Linked DNA regions of Mus musculus: all the other regions are linked to region 3. The links are chromatin loops, found by intact Hi-C in ENCODE. Cell type or tissue: gastrocnemius. All regions are shown on one strand. Each heading gives the region's core, and the rest is flanking DNA. Links, peaks and the distances in the headings are about the cores only.

What was found. Peaks named below come from ENCODE experiments on the same cell type or tissue, not always from the same donor. Only the 100,000 strongest peaks of a DNase experiment are listed, where the experiment ranks them.
Region 1: it touches region 3 in a loop (3-fold over the local background); 21 of 42 quality-filtered maps call a loop at or near these places.
Region 2: it touches region 3 in a loop (2.2-fold over the local background); 9 of 42 quality-filtered maps call a loop at or near these places.

The regions. Positions count from the first base shown.
Region 1 is chr14:56,388,168-56,393,167 of GRCm38, forward strand. It overlaps Atp12a (ATPase, H+/K+ transporting, nongastric, alpha polypeptide), which reads left to right. Exons shown (of 23, transcript NM_138652.2): 23 at 1-384. Gm32454 (a long non-coding RNA gene) reads left to right here and starts at 3,484. Exons shown (of 3, transcript XR_383454.3): 1 at 3,484-3,830. In gastrocnemius, for the core only: no CTCF peak of the experiment used is centred there; DNase peaks (open chromatin) are centred at 1,969 and 2,369.
Region 2 is chr14:56,692,077-56,697,076 of GRCm38, forward strand. It overlaps Mphosph8 (M-phase phosphoprotein 8), which reads left to right. Exons shown (of 14, transcript NM_023773.2): 11 at 1,348-1,502; 12 at 3,545-3,672; 13 at 4,583-4,666. Gm16973 (predicted gene, 16973) reads right to left here. Exons shown (of 3, transcript NR_046210.1): 3 at 4,199-5,000. Among named protein-coding and RNA genes, the nearest start is that of Gm16973, 6.4 kb to the right of the region's middle. In gastrocnemius, for the core only: no CTCF peak of the experiment used is centred there; no DNase peak of the experiment used is centred there; H3K27ac peaks cover 688 bases.
Region 3 is chr14:56,789,688-56,797,699 of GRCm38, forward strand. Zmym5 (zinc finger, MYM-type 5) reads right to left here. Exons shown (of 8, transcript NM_001253753.1): 6 at 7,981-8,012; 7 at 6,917-7,123; 8 at 898-4,813. The coding sequence ends at 4,079. It also overlaps the pseudogene Gm4037. Among named protein-coding and RNA genes, the nearest start is that of Pspc1, 15 kb to the left of the region's middle. In gastrocnemius, for the core only: a CTCF peak has its summit at 3,778 (motif pointing left); a DNase peak (open chromatin) is centred at 3,758.

The sequences.
Region 1 (5,000 bases), core at 1-5,000, 400 kb before region 3:
AGCACAGGGAAGAATATATTTATACGTATATCAAGGTCACTGTGTTAAATACCCTTGTGTGTCCAAGGAGTGTGCTGGGGTCTGCCTTAAGCTAGGCTGTGATTCCTCAGGCCTCACTTTCTTACCCTCACAGAGACCCAGCAGACCCCCTAAATCCACCAAATGAACTTTTTGTTTGCTGGAGTTTAACCTCAAGCAAAGAGTACCAAGTGACTTAAGTGCTAATATTTATTTCTAGGAAAACATTGCCGAGCCCTCGCCAGCAATCATTGTATGTCAGTCATGTTTTGTGTTGTAATCGTTAGATGTATTCATGTGTGGCATGTATGACTATGTTGACAGGTCCAGTGAGGCCTTGTTTTTAAGTAAAAGATGTTTTCTATAGCCAAGTGTCATTGTGGCATTATAATCTGAGGGTGTTTCCAGAGTGCAGTACACAGGACACAAGAAGAGGAAATGCGATTTCCGTTTTGCTTTGGGATTTGTTGTTGTCCTTGTGGATTTGGTGGGTTGGTTGGAGGGTTTTGTTCTTTCTCCTACTTTGCCCGTGGATAATCTGCAAGCATAAAGCTTTCCTCTTGAACTCTTTCCTCACAATCCCTCAGCCAGGCTTCTTTTGGGCAGCAGCACATTAGAGAATGATGGTTTGGCAAACTTTCTGCCTATTGCATGCTGATATGATGGGATCTGTGGCGTTCTGCTTATGCTTCTTCTATACAGTGGTCTTCCCGACACTGTAGCCTTTCCCATGGCATGGGGAATCTGCTGCTATTGCAGCCGGCTTTGGGCGACAGCTCTGGAAAAGGAAACAGGAGACTGAGGACGATGTGTGCTCAGAGGGCACATTTAAGAACTTGAAGGAAGTGAGTGCTGCTGTTTGGGACTGTCCTCTGAGCCAAATAACCCTCATCTTCAGGAGTTGAGCTGGGCAGATTGTTAAGATCACCCCAGCTGGGCTTGTTGACTGTTTCCACTCATGGAGGAAGAAAGAGGGTCACAGGACCCTAGCAAGAGTACCAGCTTCTCTATACAACCCACTATTTGCAACTCTCTCCCCTAATTGCATGGAGCTTGTGGGCTCAGGGAGGAACTAGAGCATATGAGCTGGGGAAGACAAGGGAAAAGGGTTGCATCTATAAGGCTATGGGCTAGCCATCATTCCTGCCGAGTAAAGACTTTTTAGTGCAGCCTTTTGAGGAAGAGGCCACCACACTCCTGTAGGTAATCTCTTACCTACAACCTATAGGGCAACCCAACAAAATCGTTGGTTCCTTGGAGTGAACTTGGGTGGAATCACACATGGGTATGATTAGGAGGAGGAGTAGAAGTTGCGGTGTATCCCCCTGAGAAGGAATTTTAGCAATAGGGGTCATCACTAAAGTTTATATAAATATGTGGGGAATTGCAGGCTGGTCTCCAGTAGAGCTAGGGTCTGAACCCCGATGGTCATAATTCACCTACATGACACAGTAGGCGTTCCCTCATGCTCCTGGAACTCCAGCCCCTGCCTAAGGTGCCACCTCCCACAGCCCCCCACAAGAGAAACATGGTCAGGAGTCACGTAAGCAATGGCCCAAGCTTCTGATCTTCAGGCTAAACTCCTCCCCAGTTACCTAGCAACAGTGAAGACCATAAAAAGGGGTGTTCAGCCCCCACCTTGCTCTCTTACTCTTTTGTTCCTTCACCTCTCACTTCTCTCTTCTCTTCCCTTTCTCTTTGTCTTCTTCTTCTTTCCTCTCCTCTCTCTTTCTCTCTAGCCTCCCCCCCCCATATATATATATACCTTCTCTCTTTCCCCTGCATTTCTATAATAAAGCTCTTAAACCATAGTCTCTGCTCCTTCAAGTTCCACTGTGCACTCTGGTCAGTGTTGGGAACCTTTTCCCCTATTTCCTCTCTCCCACAACCCTGGTGGCTTTAGCAAAGTAGCTCCGGAGGGGGGTCCCCAGGCAGGGCCGCCCCTTGACCACCCCCTGAAGAGTGGGATAGAGGAATGCCCACCCAGGGATGAGTGGATAAGGTAGGTAGCAGCCCTCCCATGCCTGACTGACCAGAGAATAGGGAAACTCTGGCAGGGCATGGGCATCTTTTTCCTATCCCATTTCTCCCCGCCCCCCCCCTTTATTTTGTTCCCAACATAAATAGATTAGAATGTCCAGTGTGTATTGTATGTCAAGCTACAGTAATGTTGCCCTGGTGATTAATCTCTGGTTACAGTAATGGTGATTACAGAGTTCATCTCTATCAGTAGTTCAGTGACCTGGAAACATTTCCCAGGGTTTTGAACATCGTGAGAATGGCCTGGATCCAGTCCTGAGAAAGCAGCTGATGCTTTCTAAGCTTCAGCTAAAAGAACCTGTTTTCCTCTTTTCCCTGCCAGATCACCTGAGTGCTCTTGGCTGAGACACCGGCAGCTTTTAGTTCTAACAGGGGCCAATGGGAAACAGCAAGCAATGTGACACAAAGCTTAAGACTTAACGTGGTAGGATCAAGTGAGAAAGAATTCAGATTTGAAATACATGTTCATTTATTTTTATTTCTTTCTTTAAAAGTCTTCCTCTTGTCTTTAAATAATTGACAATGCCATTGATTATTTTTATATATATTTCTCAAAAATGAAATTAAGAAATTAAAAGAATTGATATTTTTGTGCTAGTGTGGTGGTACATGTGTGCCTGAGGACAATCGGAGTGTCATTCTCTGGAATCCATCTACTTTGAGGCAGGCCCTCTCACTGGCCTGGAATTCAATACTAAGGTAGTAATGAGTCTCCTTTGCCAGCAATACTAGAAATCTACCTGTCTCCTCCTCCTTAGCACTGAGATTACAAGCACATGCTCCCACGCCCGGGATTTTATATATGACAGTCAAACTATGTCCTCATGCTTGGGAGGAAACTGCTTTGCTGACTTAGCTATCTCCCCAAAGCATTGCCAAAGCTTTTAATGAACATTGCCAAATTTGTACTTAGATAAACTACCAAATCATAGTAATGATCTATCTATCTATCTATCTATCTATCTATCTACCTACCTACCTACCTACCTACCTACCTACATATCTATCTATCTATACACACATACACACACACATCTTGCCTATTAGGATATGAAAGCTCTGTCAAGTATCAAATATATATGTTATACTAAAAACCACATACCCAGCCCTATCTTTACATTTTCTTTTGAGATACAATAGTGCTAAGTTGCCTAAGTTGGCCTTGAACTCACTTAAGAGCCTAAGAAGGTCTTGAACTTAGAATCCTTCTACCTTAGCCTCCCAAGTAGTTGTGATACAGATCTGTACTGACCCCTCAAGCCTGGCCCGAAGGATTTTTACTCATTCAGCAAAGGTGAATGAAATGTTCCTATACATGTAGCCCAAGAACACAGAACAGAATTGGGCTTGTAGCTCAGTGGTAAAACACTTGCCTAGTATTGTGAGATCATGGATTCAGACTCAAGATTCTGGAACACACACACACACACACCTGCTTCTCCAGTGAAGGGGCAGAAGAAAATAAAAGAATTTGTAAGGAAGGTTTGAAATTAAAATGGTATTACAAGGCACAGACCACATTGGGATGGGGTCAAGGTGCAAGCCTGTTTACATGACTGGGGGTGGGGGAGTGAGAAGTAGCCCACTTATCAGGAGCAGAGAGAATTCTGGGTAGGGACAGATGAACCAGTCCTGGAGAACAGCAGCAGGACTGCATCTGAGATGGAGAAACAAGAAGCACCTCAGCCAAGGTCTCTAAGATCATGCGACAGGTTGGAGCTCCATGAAAACAAACTGATGAAGTTGACTCACAGAGGTGGCTCGCAATCCAGGTGACCTGTTTCAATCACTTTGGCTCTTGGTGGACTAGCACTGAGTGAGCTCCACAGTCAAGCTAGCTATGCCTCGCCTAGGCTGGTGATAAAAGATGTGGAGTCAGCATGGGAGGAAACTGGGGGGTGGGGGGCTACAACTAAACAGATTCCAACAAGGAGAATTCTATAAAGGAGGGCACCTGTAGGCTTCAGCTCAGCCCACAAAAGGCTACCAACCATCCTAACTGACCACATTATGATCAAGATGAGGAGAAAAGAAGATGCCAAGGCAAGTACAATCAATAGTTTTCCCTTATCCACAGAGTGATATGCCTGTGTAAAATCCCAGTAAGTACCTATGATAATATTTCTAAGACGTTCTAAATTTAATTAGCAGATCCTGAAGGGGTGAGAAATAAAGTCAGTCTGTTAGCAAACTACAAGCTGCCATCAAAAGACCCATTCACATTCTATAATGTATGTTAAAATCTTAACTCTGTTTCTTGGTGCTTCTGTGTCCTGTTTACAAACAGCCAATCCAGAAGCAATGATGTCCTGTCCGTACACCAGTTCTGTCCCAGAGCATTCCCTGTTGTGAACCACCCCAGCCTTTACCTATAACCAATGTAGGATCAATGAAAACTCTCTCTCTCTCTCTCTCTCTCTCTCTCTCTCTCTCTATATATATATATATATATATATATATATATATACTCATTCAGGGATATATTCTATATTCAGTGGCAGAACATTACACTCTCATGTTTAAAGCCCTGGAGTCCATTGCCTAACACTGTAAAATATGGTAATAGTAATAACAATAATCAGCAGCAGCAAGATATAAAGGACAATGCAAATCAGTATTCGTTATTAAATACCTAATGCCTATAACAGATCCCATCAGTGGCATGAACCTTGCCTCACATCAAGGGAACTGCTCTCTAGAGGTCCGTGGCTCATCCAGTGAAGCAGGGTTTCTCAAAGTAGGGGAGGGGTATTTGCCCTTGGATGGAAAAACGACCCAACAGGGCTGCATTCTGTTTTACAGCAGGGTGTAAGAACAATAGCCATGCAAAGCAGTTTTTGTCTGTGGATGTGCAATGACCCAGTCTCATAAGAGAGACCCCCCTCTCCCTGGAAAAGCCAGTTCTGCCTCCTCTGCATATTAGGTGACATTCCTGGATTCTA
Region 2 (5,000 bases), core at 1-5,000, 99 kb before region 3:
ATATTATGAAGACAGAAAAGGCTGCCCTTGTGCACCCCCTGTTCCAGTGAGAGAAGAGCATGAGAAGGAAATTGAAGGGCCACAGACAGGAGAGGAAAGCCAAGAGAGGCCAGAGTCGTACAGGTCCTTTCCACAAAGGCAGTGCTGAGTTGTGAGGTCAGACATAATTGCAGCTACTCAGGCACTTAAAGCATACAGACTGTAAACTCAAGCCGTACTTGGGCTACAGAATGAGTTAAAGGCCAGCCTAGGCAATGTAGTGAAATCCTGCATCAACATAGAAAAATGAAGAGAGGTTGGAGAGGTGGTTAAGAGAGAACCAGGATTTAGCACCCATGTGAACAGTGGGGACATGGTCTCATTCACATCTGTAACCACAATACAGTGAGATACTTGAAAGAGGAACTTGCTGAGGGGCGGGGGCTATTCTAGGTGCCATCCTAACTGGATAGAGAATCCCAGATCCAGGGAGACAACTAAAGAGTGATAAAGCACGACACCGTGCTGTTCTCTGGCCTCCACGAAGCCACACAGGGCAGGTACAAGGCAAAACTTGGAAAAGCAGTTTCTCCACGGTAACATCAGGGCTAAGGATGAGCTCTATCAGTGGGAGAGCGCTTGTCGTAGTCGTGTGCAAGGGCCTAGGTACTGCAAAAAATAGAAAGTAACACTGGGCAGCGTGGCACATTCTTCTAACCCCAGCACTCAGGAGGCAGAGGTAAGCCGGGTCTACAGAGTGAGTTCCAGGACAGCCTGTTACAGAGAGACCCTGTGTTCAAAAACAAATTAAAATGCAGAAAAGTTGGTAGGCAGGCTTTTATACAGCATTATACATCTTTTGCAGAGGGGTAAAGGGAAGGCAGAGTCTCATGTCTTCCATTCTATCTTCAAACTCACTGTATCGGAGGCTGACCTTGGACTTCTCATGTTCCTGTCTCCCTCCTCAGTACCAGGATTATAGATGCATGCTATCACACCTGACTCATGTGCTGCTAGTGATCAAACCCTGGGCTTCATGCACACTAGGCAACCAGACTACACCTCCAACCAGTGAGGTGTATATTTGAAATGTCAATTGTACAGTGGAATACAGAGTCCTAATGATGCAGTACATACATAGTATCTAATAGTCAAATTGGGGTAACTGAAAATTTTAAATTTGTTAATTATAGTTACTCATGTGGTATAGTGTAATAATTCAGTACATCTTCATAAAAGTTTTAAAGATGGGGTCTCACTCTTGCCATCCTGGCCTCAAACTCATGGTAATCCTCCATTAGCATTCTTAAGCTCTGAGGCACGAGTCACCACACCAGCATTAACAATATCCTTGTGTTCTGTTACTAGACTTTCCAGAGTTGCAGAAGAAACAATCAGGGATTACTTTGAATCTCGCCTTGCTCTACTGGAACCTGTTTTCCCAATAGCATGCCATCGGCTCTGTGAGGGGCCGGATTTCTCAACAGATTTCAATTACATGCCCCCTCAGAACATGCCTGAAGGTAAGCAAGCATGTGTCCCATTCTAACTTCAGTGTCCGTAGCCATAGTATGTAAGGACGAGCTTGTCCCTAAGTAAATCCTGCCCTAGCAGGAGGCCTTCCCATCCCACTACCTGCCACTGTGAGTCCTCTTTAAAATATTGGTTCTCTATAATTAGTTGTTTATTGAGTTATTAAAAGACGGGTTCATGACTCTTAGTCTAGAATTATTTTTTTTTCTCCCAATTTTTATTATACCCACTAAGTTCCTCCTTGTTTGGCTTGTTTGTGTTTTGTTGCTTTTTGAGACAACCTTGGCTGTCCTTGAATTTGCGCTGTCCATCAAGCTAGCCTTGAACTCAGGAGATCCACCTGCCTTACCCTCCTGTGTGTTTAGATTATAAATGTGCTCTACTATGCCTTGTTTGTTTTAAGGCTTGACTAGAGTCAAGCTCAACAGGGTCTTCTTTCCCCGCTGATTCCGCCAAGCCCGTTCCCTTGGCTGTGGTTTCGCTGGATAGTAGGTAGGAACAGAGGGAATCTCGTTCATCCATTCATGCGCGTCACTAATTAGATGATGAGGCATTTGGCTACCTTAAGAGAGTCATAGTTACTCCCGCCGTTTACCCTATACTCCTGTCTCAGCCTTCTGAGAGCTAGAATTAAAGGCATTGAACCATTGCCTGGTTTCACTTTTTACGAAAACCTGGGTGGGAGCACCAGGTGCTGTCCTCTCCCATTGGACGTAAGTGACAGAGCTATAAGCACTAATGGGTGCTGGGCAGGGTCATACTCCTCAAGGTGGAACTAATAGTAAGTGACTAACCCAGCCGTGCTCCTGCAAGCAACCTTATAACCAGTGGGCCAGCAAAACAAAAGCAGGAGCGGGACCTATTGGGAAGTAGTTTGTGTGTGGGTTGAGGGAGTGGGATAAGAGTGATGGATACAATATGATCACAGTATGAGTATGCAAAGTTGCAAAAGAAAAAATAAAAGTAGGGCTGACTTAAGTTCAGTCACCAGAATCCACATGGTAGAAGAAAGCCTCCTCCTAGGGGTTGTCTGTCGCCTGGTGTGTACCATGCACATTCAAGGGAGGGCAGAGAACATTATCTCTCCCTTTAAGTGAAAAATAAGGCTGTGACTATTTTGTTAAGATTTAGTTATTTATGAATACACTCGTATCCCATTACAGATGGTTGTGAGCCACCATGTAGTTGCTGGGAATTGATCTCAGGAATCTGGAAGAGCAGTCAGTGCTCTTAACCGCTGAGCCCTCTCTCCAGCCCTTTGTCAAGCATCTTTATCTACAGTGTTAACATTATGTATGTAGGACTGGTGAGGTAACTCAGTGTAAATCTTCTGCTACCAAGCATGGTGACCTGAGCTTGATCCAAACACTCACATGGTGGAGAAAACCAACTCCTTAAAATAGTCTTCTGGCTTCCATACACCATGTGCTGTGTGGTTGCATGCACACAGAATAAATAAGGTTTGTTTCTTTGTATACATTGCTGTAAGCTACATTATAATGATAATGTTTGAGTGGATTTTTGCTATGGGCACGCATTTGAAGACTTCTAGGAACTAAACGTAAATAAACTAGGATGTCTATTTGTACATATAATAAATGCCAAATATAAAGACAAAACTGTTTTAATATGTATAAGTCAGGTGCTGCTGTCTACACCTGTCACCCTAGCACTTAGAACATCTTCAGATTACACATTTGTAAAGGACGATTCAGCTTTCGGCATCCACATAACTGCTCATAACTCCAGTTTCAGGATTCTTCTTGAACACCCCTTAAAGGTCTCTGCAGGCGGCAGGCACACATACACGTATGTAGGCAAAACACTCATACATAATAAAGAGTAAAGCCACCAGTTAGTTTCAATACACACACAAGGCTGTCTTGTGGGGTTATTTGGACAAGCTCTCCAGAGTGATGGTTTGAAAACTGTAGAGTGAAATCCAGGTGTTGTGAGTGGGGCCTCCTCCGTGTCAGAAGATGACCCCAACCCCCAATGCTGTGACAGCATGAATCTCTCTTCTCTCCCTTAGGCTCTGGTGTCCTCCTCTTTATTTTCCATGCAAACTTTTTGGGCAAAGACGTTATTGCTCGGCTTTGTGGACCATGCAGTGTACAAGCTGTGGTTTTAAATGATAAATTTCAACTTCCTGTTTTTCTGGTAAGATTTTTTTTGGGGGGGTAGTTCTTAATTATTAAAAATTGTGATCAGAGCCAGGTGACATAATTCATGTTTTGTTTGGAGTTTTTGGGAAGAGGCTTTTAAGATAATAATCTGTATGTAGGTGCTTAAGGCAACCTGTGGTAGTAACTTGGGTCATAATGCAGAGCAACAAGAGGCTTTATCCACACAACCCAAGACAGGGTCTTGTTACACAGCTTAGGCTACAGGCCCAGAACCTACTTCAATATTCCAGCCTCTGCCTCTTGAGGTCTAGAACTATGGACATTCAGTTCCAAACCTGGCATAATTTATAAAATTGATAAAGATCCATGTGAATGCTGGGCATACGTGGTGGTCACCTGGCAGCTGTCCTGCCTATAAAGGATGATTGCACATTTGTACAACATGCCATGTACACCTCACACAGGTGTGCATAACAAAATGTAAAGAATGTTTACAGAAAAATGTGTATATTAGTGAACTTCAGACAATCCCCACTCACTATAAAAGAAAATGATCCAAATTGTTAGAACATGTTAATGTTTATTCACTTAAATCGTGCTACCATATGTCCTACAGAAAACAATGTGAGACTAGAATAGAATAGTAGCATGCCACGCCCTCATTCTAACACACTCTGCTGCTGGAACTCTTCCAGAGGCTAATAAAATGAACACCTTGTATTGAATGCAGTCATGTGTTGTTTTTATTTCAGCCCTAGGTAGCCTAGAACTCTTTAGACATGGTAAGCCTTGAAGGTGAGGTTTTTGGGGGGCTGCACAGAGAGATCCTATCTTAAAATTCAAAAACAAAACCCCTCAGTTCGCTGATCGGAGTTCCTGGTCTCTATTGTAAATGTCACAGCCCTGACTTGAGTCTGACTTTATCTTCTCTCTTTCCCCTCTAGGACAGTCACTTTGTTTATTCATTCAGTCCTGTTGCTGGCCCCAATAAGTTGTTTATAAGGTTGACGGAAGCACCCTTTGCCAAGGTGAAAATCTTTGCTTCATATTTACACAGTAACTGCTGACATAATAATAGCAATACTAATAAATCCTCTCACTAGAAACGTCAGGAGACATGGTTCAGACAAGCTCTTTGTACTAGACGGCTTATGTTGGGCAAACTTCGGCTCTCTGAGGCAGCTATGCATAGCATATTTGGCAAGTCTGGGGGCATCCCTGCTGAGCTCTCCAAATCTTGACTTCAGTACTAAAATGCCACTACCCTCACCTAGGACAGATCCCTCCATATGAAAAAAGGAAGCTGGACTACTTAGAAGACCATTCTAATAATGGTTACCTAATATATATTATAGCAATAAC
Region 3 (8,012 bases), core at 1,724-6,723:
GTGGTTTGTTTTTTGTGGGGGTGGATAGAGTGGTTGAGGGCATTTGCTAACCTTGTAGAGAACTTAGGCTCTATTTACATGACCCATACATACTGGGCATCTCCAGACACTCCACTTCCAGGTTGATGACATCTTCTGGCCTCCAAGGGCATCTGCAAGCATGTGGAACACATACTTTAAAAAATGTTTTTAGGGGGCTGTAGAGATGTCTCAGCAGTTAAGAGGACTGACTGCTCTTCCAAGGGTCCTGAGTCCAAATCCCAGCAACCACATGGTGGCTCACAACCATCTGTAATGAAATCTGATGTCCAATTCTGATGTGTCTGAAAACAGCTACCGTGTACTTACATATAATTAATAAATGTTAAAAAAAATAAATGTTTTTAAAGGAGTAGCATGGGCTGGAGAGGTGGCTCAGCGGTTAAAAAACACTGACTACTCTTCCGGAGGTCGTGAGTTCAATTCCCAGCAAGTACATGGTGGCTCACAACCATCTGTAATGGGATCTGATGCCCTCTTCTGGTGTCTGAGTACAGCTACAGTGTACTCACATACATTAAATAAATAAGATCTTTAAAAAAATAAAATAAAGGTGTAGCAGTATAGCAGCACAAGCCTTTAATTCCAATATTCCTATGAAGAAGAGGCAGGGAGCTCTTTGTGAGATTGAGGCCAGTCTGATCTTCGTATTAAGTTCTAGACCAGTCAGGGCTACACAGTGAGGCCTCATATTAAAAAAAAAAAAAAAAGTTTTATAATTAAATACATGGTGTCAATATTTTTTCCCTCCCATATTGCAAATTCCAGGAGTAGGGTATGGTTTGTGTATGTGTGTGTGTGTGTGTAGGGGGGAAGCAGGGAGAAACAAAATTAATAAATCTCATTTTCACCAAAGAATATCAGCAATAAAAGGACTTGGACCCAATTTTTATTTCCAGTTGAAAGTGGTATACACAATACTGATTCCCAGGAGACAGAACACCACAATTGGATCAGATTTTCTACCACCTTTGTCTGAATGCCAGTCAGAAACCGAGTATATCAAGCTATATACTTTTTCTTTTTTCGAGACAGGGTTTCTCTGTGTAGCCCTGGCTGTCCTGGAACTCACTCTGTAGACCAGGCTGGGCTCGAACTCAGAAATCCACCTGCCTCTGCCTCTTGAGTGCTGGGATTAAAGGCGTGCGCCACAAGGCCCGGCAAGCTATATACTTTTGTATTCAAGTCACAGAGCAACCCTGTCCTGAGAAGAATTTCAACAATAAGTATGTGGATAGTGGAGAGGATCACTCCAACAGCAGAATGATGCTATTTCCACACCGATGTTCTCAGCACACCACCAAATCAAGACAGCAAGGAGAACCTTTAAGACCCTTAGAATCTGGGCTTGGTTCCTAGCACTCAAACAGTAGCTAACAAACATCTATAACTTCAGTTCCAGGTGTACCTCCCTCTTCTAGCCTCTGCAGGCACCAGGTACACACATGGTACATTTAACATACATACAGGCAAAACACTCCTACACATAAAACTTTAAAGTGTTATATTTTCTAAAGTAGCCTTGTAGACCTCTGAGTGTAGTGATATTTTGAAGCCATCACAAAGCTGTATTTACATTAAAATCAGCCAGTTTCTCTCTTTATGAGAATAGCACATTATAGCTCAGGCTGGCCTAGAACTCATTATGTATCCCAGGCTTAGCCGTGAATTATGAACAATCCTCCCCGCCCCCATCCCCCACCTCGTTACCTTCCCTAGTGCTGAGATTACAGTTGACAGCCACCATGACTCACTTAGATCCAAGCCCAAATGATTAAAAGCAACTTTCTTTTGGAGACAGGGATTCATAAACCCAAGGGTGGCTTCACACTTGCTGTTTGTGTCTACCACTAGAGTGCTATGGTGATAGGCCTGCTGCCACATGGCCAATGCAGATCAAACCCAGTTTATTGTGTGCTAGGCAAGCATTCTACTAACCAAACTACATCCTCTGCCTGGAAAGGTATAATTTACCTACAATGGTTTTAGTGGGTATTTTAGAAAATACTGTCACAGAGCAACATGACTGAGCCTCAATTGTTCTCCATGCAGAAGGAAGCATCTTCTTAGGCCATTGTTAATGACACTGTTTTGCAAGAAAAGCCCTAAAGAGGAAAACAAAGCTCACGTATCCCTAAGAATTTAACAGATGATAAAATTAACATCAGAAATCAGAAACAAAAACAAACAAACAAACAAACCCAAAAAACTATCAAATGCATGATCAGGACCATAGATGGCCATCAGAAAATTTGCTTCTTCTTTAGGAAAACGTCAAATGACCAATGAAGCTGGTATAGCTCGAGTGCTTGGAGGCCCAGGGAGCTGTAGTAGTGGTCATGGCCGTGGTGCTCTTAGAGGTAGGACAGGAACAAGCTGGACTACCTGGTCAAGGACATGAAGACCAAGTCCCTGGAAGAGACCTGCCTGTTTGTTCTCCCTGCCCATTAGGAAGTCTGAAGTTGACTTTTTACTTAAGGATGAGGCTCTAAAGACCATGCCAGTGCAGAGAGCAGACGAGGGCTGAGCATCGGTCCAGGTAAAGGCTTTTGGGGACTACAATGGTCACATTGGTCTTGGTGTTAGGTGCTCTAAGGAGGTAGCCACTGCCATCCAAAAGGCCACCATCATCTCGGCCAAGCTTTCCACTCTCCCAGTGTGGAGAGGCTACTGGAGAAACAAGACTGACAAGCGCCACAGTTCTATGCAAGGTAACAGGTGACTGTGCCTCTGTGTTGGTACATCTCTTCCCTGTCTCCACGGACACTTGTATTGTGCCTGCTCCTGTGCCCAAGAAGCTATTGCTGGTGGCCAGCCAGTACTGATTACTGTTACCATCAGTCAGGGGTTGCCCTGCCACCCTTGGCAATTGTGTTGAGGCCACCCTAACACCTACAGCTACTTGGCCCCTAGCCTCTGGAAAGAGACTGTCATCACTAAGTCTCCTTTTCAGGAATTCAGTGACAAACTTGTGAAAACCCACAAGAGAATCTTCATCCAGAAGACCCAAGCTCCAGTTGTAGCTACCACAAGTTTTTTCTTTGTTTTTTGAGATATGTAGCCCCAGTTGTCCTGAAACTTGCTCTGCACACCAGGCTGGCTTTGAATTCAGAGATCCACCTGCCCCTGCCTCCTGAGTGCCATCATTCTCAGTTTCATATAAGTAAGGGCTTTTACACAAGAAAACAAAAATAAATCAAGTCTGAAGAAATTTTTTTTTAGATTCATACTTTCTCAAATTTCACACATAGAGTATACTTTCACAAGAAAAATTAACAACACTGAAAAGTTAACTATATATACATACATATATATATGTATACACACATATACATACCACATTTTAATTCTTATATTTATACTAATAACTATATATTCTTTATAATTCTCATAACAAAACTAAAACATTTACACATTAAGTTGGAAACAGAAATATAAAATCAATAAAACACAAATTACTTCTATTTACCACAACAAATAACTGTTTTGCACAAAAAATGTTTTAAAGAAATAAAACTCAATTTGGTTTAATAACAAACAGCTGTTGCTTCTTAAGCTGTTTGAATGCACTTTCTTCTTTTTTTCCTTCTTTTTGGTTTTTCAAGACAGGGTTTGTGTATACCTTGGCTCTCCTGGAACTTGCTCTGCAGACCAGGCTGGCCTAGAGCTCACAGATATCCAACTCTCTGTGTCTGAGTGCTGAGATTAAAGGTGCACACCGCCACCATGTGGCCTGAATGCATTTTCTTTAGCTTGTTACATATGCATCTTGCCACCTCTTGCTCTTAGGCCATTAAGTGCAAGTTCTCCAACAACATTTTACAAGGTGGAAACCCTAACAGTGACAAAGCTCAAACTGCCTTTGCTAAAGTCTGCAAGAATGACTACACTCTCGAAAATTGCTTTTAGGTTTAGAACAGGAGCATTTTTTACTATTTGTTTGCTGTTAGACATATTGCTAATGAGCTCCTGTAAGGTCCTCTTACACAGTGTATGTCTGGGTACTGCAGACACTGCCATAAGTAGAGCAGACAGGACATTATGTGTACAGTAGCTGCACACAATCTTCCCCACCTTCTGTAGCTTCATTGGTTTTATTTTCCAAGTCAGACTTTAATTTTGAATACTTAACACTATTGTTGATGTGCATTTCACTTTCGTCATGTTTACTAAGAAGATGTGACAAATGATGCCAATCTTTGCACCCATTCTCATTTCTCAGTTGGTTTTTTCCTTCCCCAAAGAGTCTGCAATACAGGCAAAACACAGAGTCTTTCGAGGCTGAGTAGAGCAGCCAGGGTCTGGTGCCCTTTTCACCATTTGGAAGAATTCGGGTATAATACGTTTCTGAAAACTTCTTGCCTGCACTATCTTTTGGAAAATTAAAATTTCTTATTTGAGGTGGATTGTTTTTGACAAGAAATTCACGTTGTTTCATATTCAAAATTCGGGGCCATGAACCTGGATCCAAAGAAGGTAAAATGGACATATCCAATTCCTCTGAATTTTTGTCTCCTAGTTGCTCTTTAAATGTATCAGATATTACTGCCACAGAACAAGGTAAATTCACATTTTGTTCCTCTGATGATGTATCTAGGCTACAGTCTGCTGCGACTTTTATTATCTCTGAAGACTTTTCCTTTTTTTCGGGTATGTCTCCTGTGTTTCCTGAAAGTGTACCTGATGATTCACGTAATCGTTTTTCATTTTCTTCTCTGATAGCATTCCTTTTTCTATTTTGTAAAAGCAGTAGTTTTGATTTTGCTTCCATTATCTGTAAGGAAATACATTATAATTCATTGGCATTTTAAAAGTTGAAATAAAGACATAAGAGCAGGCAACGGTTCGCTATTAGCCAGCAAAGACATAAAGCATCCCACGGCATGCACTTGGTGTACGTATACACATGCAGTGAAGCACTCCTAATCAGGATGGCTACAACTGAGAGACAGTGACAAATGAAAACATGATGTGACTCAGGCAAAATTAGAACATCACTAAGGGCTTGGTGGGACTGTAACATGTTGACTCATGTCAGTTTAACACAAGCTGAAGTTATCTAAGAAGAAGGAATCTCAGTGAAGAAAATGTCTCCAAAGCAGAGAGGTGTAGCACACATCTTTAATCCTAGTTCTTGGGAGGCAGAGGCAGGCAGATGTGAGTTCCAGACTAGCTGTGAGTTCCAAGATAGTCATGGAAACTTTTAGTAAAAGCCTAGTTTCTAAAACAAATAAAAACAAAAACTTTTTTCAAGGCAGGGTGTCACTATGTACTCCCGACAGTCCTGAATCCCACTATGTAAGATCAGGCTGGCCTGATCTGCTTGCCTCTGGACACTGCCATGCCCAGCTATTTACACCCCCACACACACACACCCCAACCCCCCGAGACAGGGTTTCTCTGTGTAGCCCTGGCTGTCCTGGAACTCTCTCTGTAGACCAGACTGGCCTCAAACTCAGAAATCCACCTGCCTCTGCCTCCCGAGTGCTGGGATTAAAGGCTTGCACCACCACACCTGGCTATTATTTTTACATATGTGTTTATGTATGGGACATGCACATGTGCACATAAGTATATGAATGCATGCACTCTTGAGCATGTTTAGTTTTAGAATGACATTAGGTGTCCTAGGCCAAACACATGGTTACAAAGGCAGCCCTAGTTAAACTCAGTTCATTACAAAACAAAAGACAGTGTGGCAGTTTGAATGAGATCTCCAAAAAGGCTTTGAGGTTTCAATATTCCTACCATTTCCTTGCCTACTGCTACAGCTGCTTCCACCTCACACTCTGGAATAGGGAACCCCAAATAAACCCTTTCTTCTATAAATTGCCTTAGTCATAATATTTTATCACAACAACAGACAAGTAAGTAATAAAACAAACATGAACATAGAGAAGGGATATGGAGGGGTGAGGAAAGTTGACAAAGTAGAAATAAGGGCAAGGAATGAGCATAATAAAAAGAAAATATATGACCGGGCAGTGGTGGTGCATGCCTTTAATCCCAGCACTTGGGAGGCAGAGGCAGGCGGATTTCTGAGTTCGAGGACAGCCTGGTCTACAGAGTGAGTTCCAGGACAGCCAGGGCTACACAGAGAAACCCCGTCTCAGGAAAAAAAAAAAAAAAAAAAAAAAAGAAAGAAAATATATTATACATATGCATTATATTTATGTGTGAGATTGCTAAAGAAAAAATTGATATTTAGTCAGATCTGTATGACACAGGTCTTGCTTTGCAGCCTTGGCTGATCTAAGTTTCTAGGTAGAATCAGGTAGCCTTGATCTCACAGAGATTTACCTGCTTTGACCACCCTCGTGCCAGGATTAAAGGCATACACCATCATCCCTGGTATCAAAATGTGAAAGCCTGGTACAGTGGCATCCATCTAAATCTGAGTGCTCCTGCAACACGATGAGGAACAGCCACACAAGAGAATCACCAGGAGCTGGAAGATCAGGTAGCTCGGTGCATCCAGGGATCTTGTCTCAAACAAGGTAGTAGGCAAGCACAGCCATCTCAGGTTGTGCTCCAACCCTCACACACAACCAATTGCACTCACACAGACACACAAAGAAAGAAACAGAGAGAGACAGGGATAGAGATTTTAGATAGACAGACAGAGGCAGAATTAGAGGCTGGAGAAATTACGTCAGCAGTTAAGAGTGCTGAGAGACTGGCTGTTCTTCCAGAGGATCTGGGCTTGATCGCTAGGTACTTACATGCTGGCTCACATCTGTCTATAACTACAGTTCCAAGGGATCCAACATCCTTTTGTGGACTCTGAGAGCATTAAGGATGCATGTAGTGCACAGACAAACACGCAGGTAAAACACCCATTACATAAAATACATTACAAAGCAAGACAAAGAATTACCTCTTTATATTCGTCAGCACAATTCTGGCAGCAGAATCTCTTTTGCTGACCTGTTATCAGAATGCTGTGCCCAGTACTCTTGGGCATATACTTGCTACACTGTTCACAGCAGTTCATTATTAGACCATTCGTCAATCTGTATTCATTAAAGCAATTATTACTGCACAGCTTATGTGTTATACTGTTAACACTGATTTCATGGCGAACCTAAAAGAAAACAAAATTTCTTAAGACAGTATTTTACAATTTATTGCCCTATAGTATTTAGACTTTTCTCATATTAGTATTTGGGAGGCAGATGAAGGGAATCATTATCTACACTTAGAATATGCAGTAATGTGGTTTGAAAGCTGTAACAGGTAAATTTATGTCCTTTGGGATCTGAATGGCTTCCAAAGCTACACAACATCCGATTTAGCTACCAGGGACAAGGTAAATAAAACATAGGACTGCTTGAATGTATGGTTACTCCTCTTGAAAATTTATCAAACCATTTGTTCCACATACTCCTATAGGATATGTCATTATCCTGAAACTACTGAATTATTACAACAAATTCTTTTTTTTTTTTTTTTGGTTTTTCGAGACAGAGTTTCCCTGTATAGCCCTGGCTGTCCTGGAACTCACTCTGTAGACCAGGCTGTCCTTGAACTCAGAAATCTGCCTGCCTCTGCCTCCCAAGTGCTGGGATTAAAAGCATGCGCCACCATGCCCGGCTACAACTAATTCCAAAGAAACAGTCACTATGAGAATTGTGTGTGTGTGTGTGTGTGTGTGTGTGTGTGGGGGGGGGGAAATCTCTTTAGTATATAGTATTTATTGTCTGTCCTGGAACTCACTATGTATAGACTGGCTGGCTGGCCTCAAATTCACAGAGATCTGCCTGCCTCTACCTCCTAAATGTTGGAATTAAAGGTGTTCACCAAAACGCAGAAGTAAAACTTTTAAAGTCCTTCCAATCTGAATATTTAGGATATGGACATTGGATAGATGGCAGAGCTTACACTAGCACTTAAAAATTAACATTTCTATGAGTCTAAATAGTAACAGTATGAAGAGCAGACCTCTCCTAATTTATTACAGATTATACATCTTG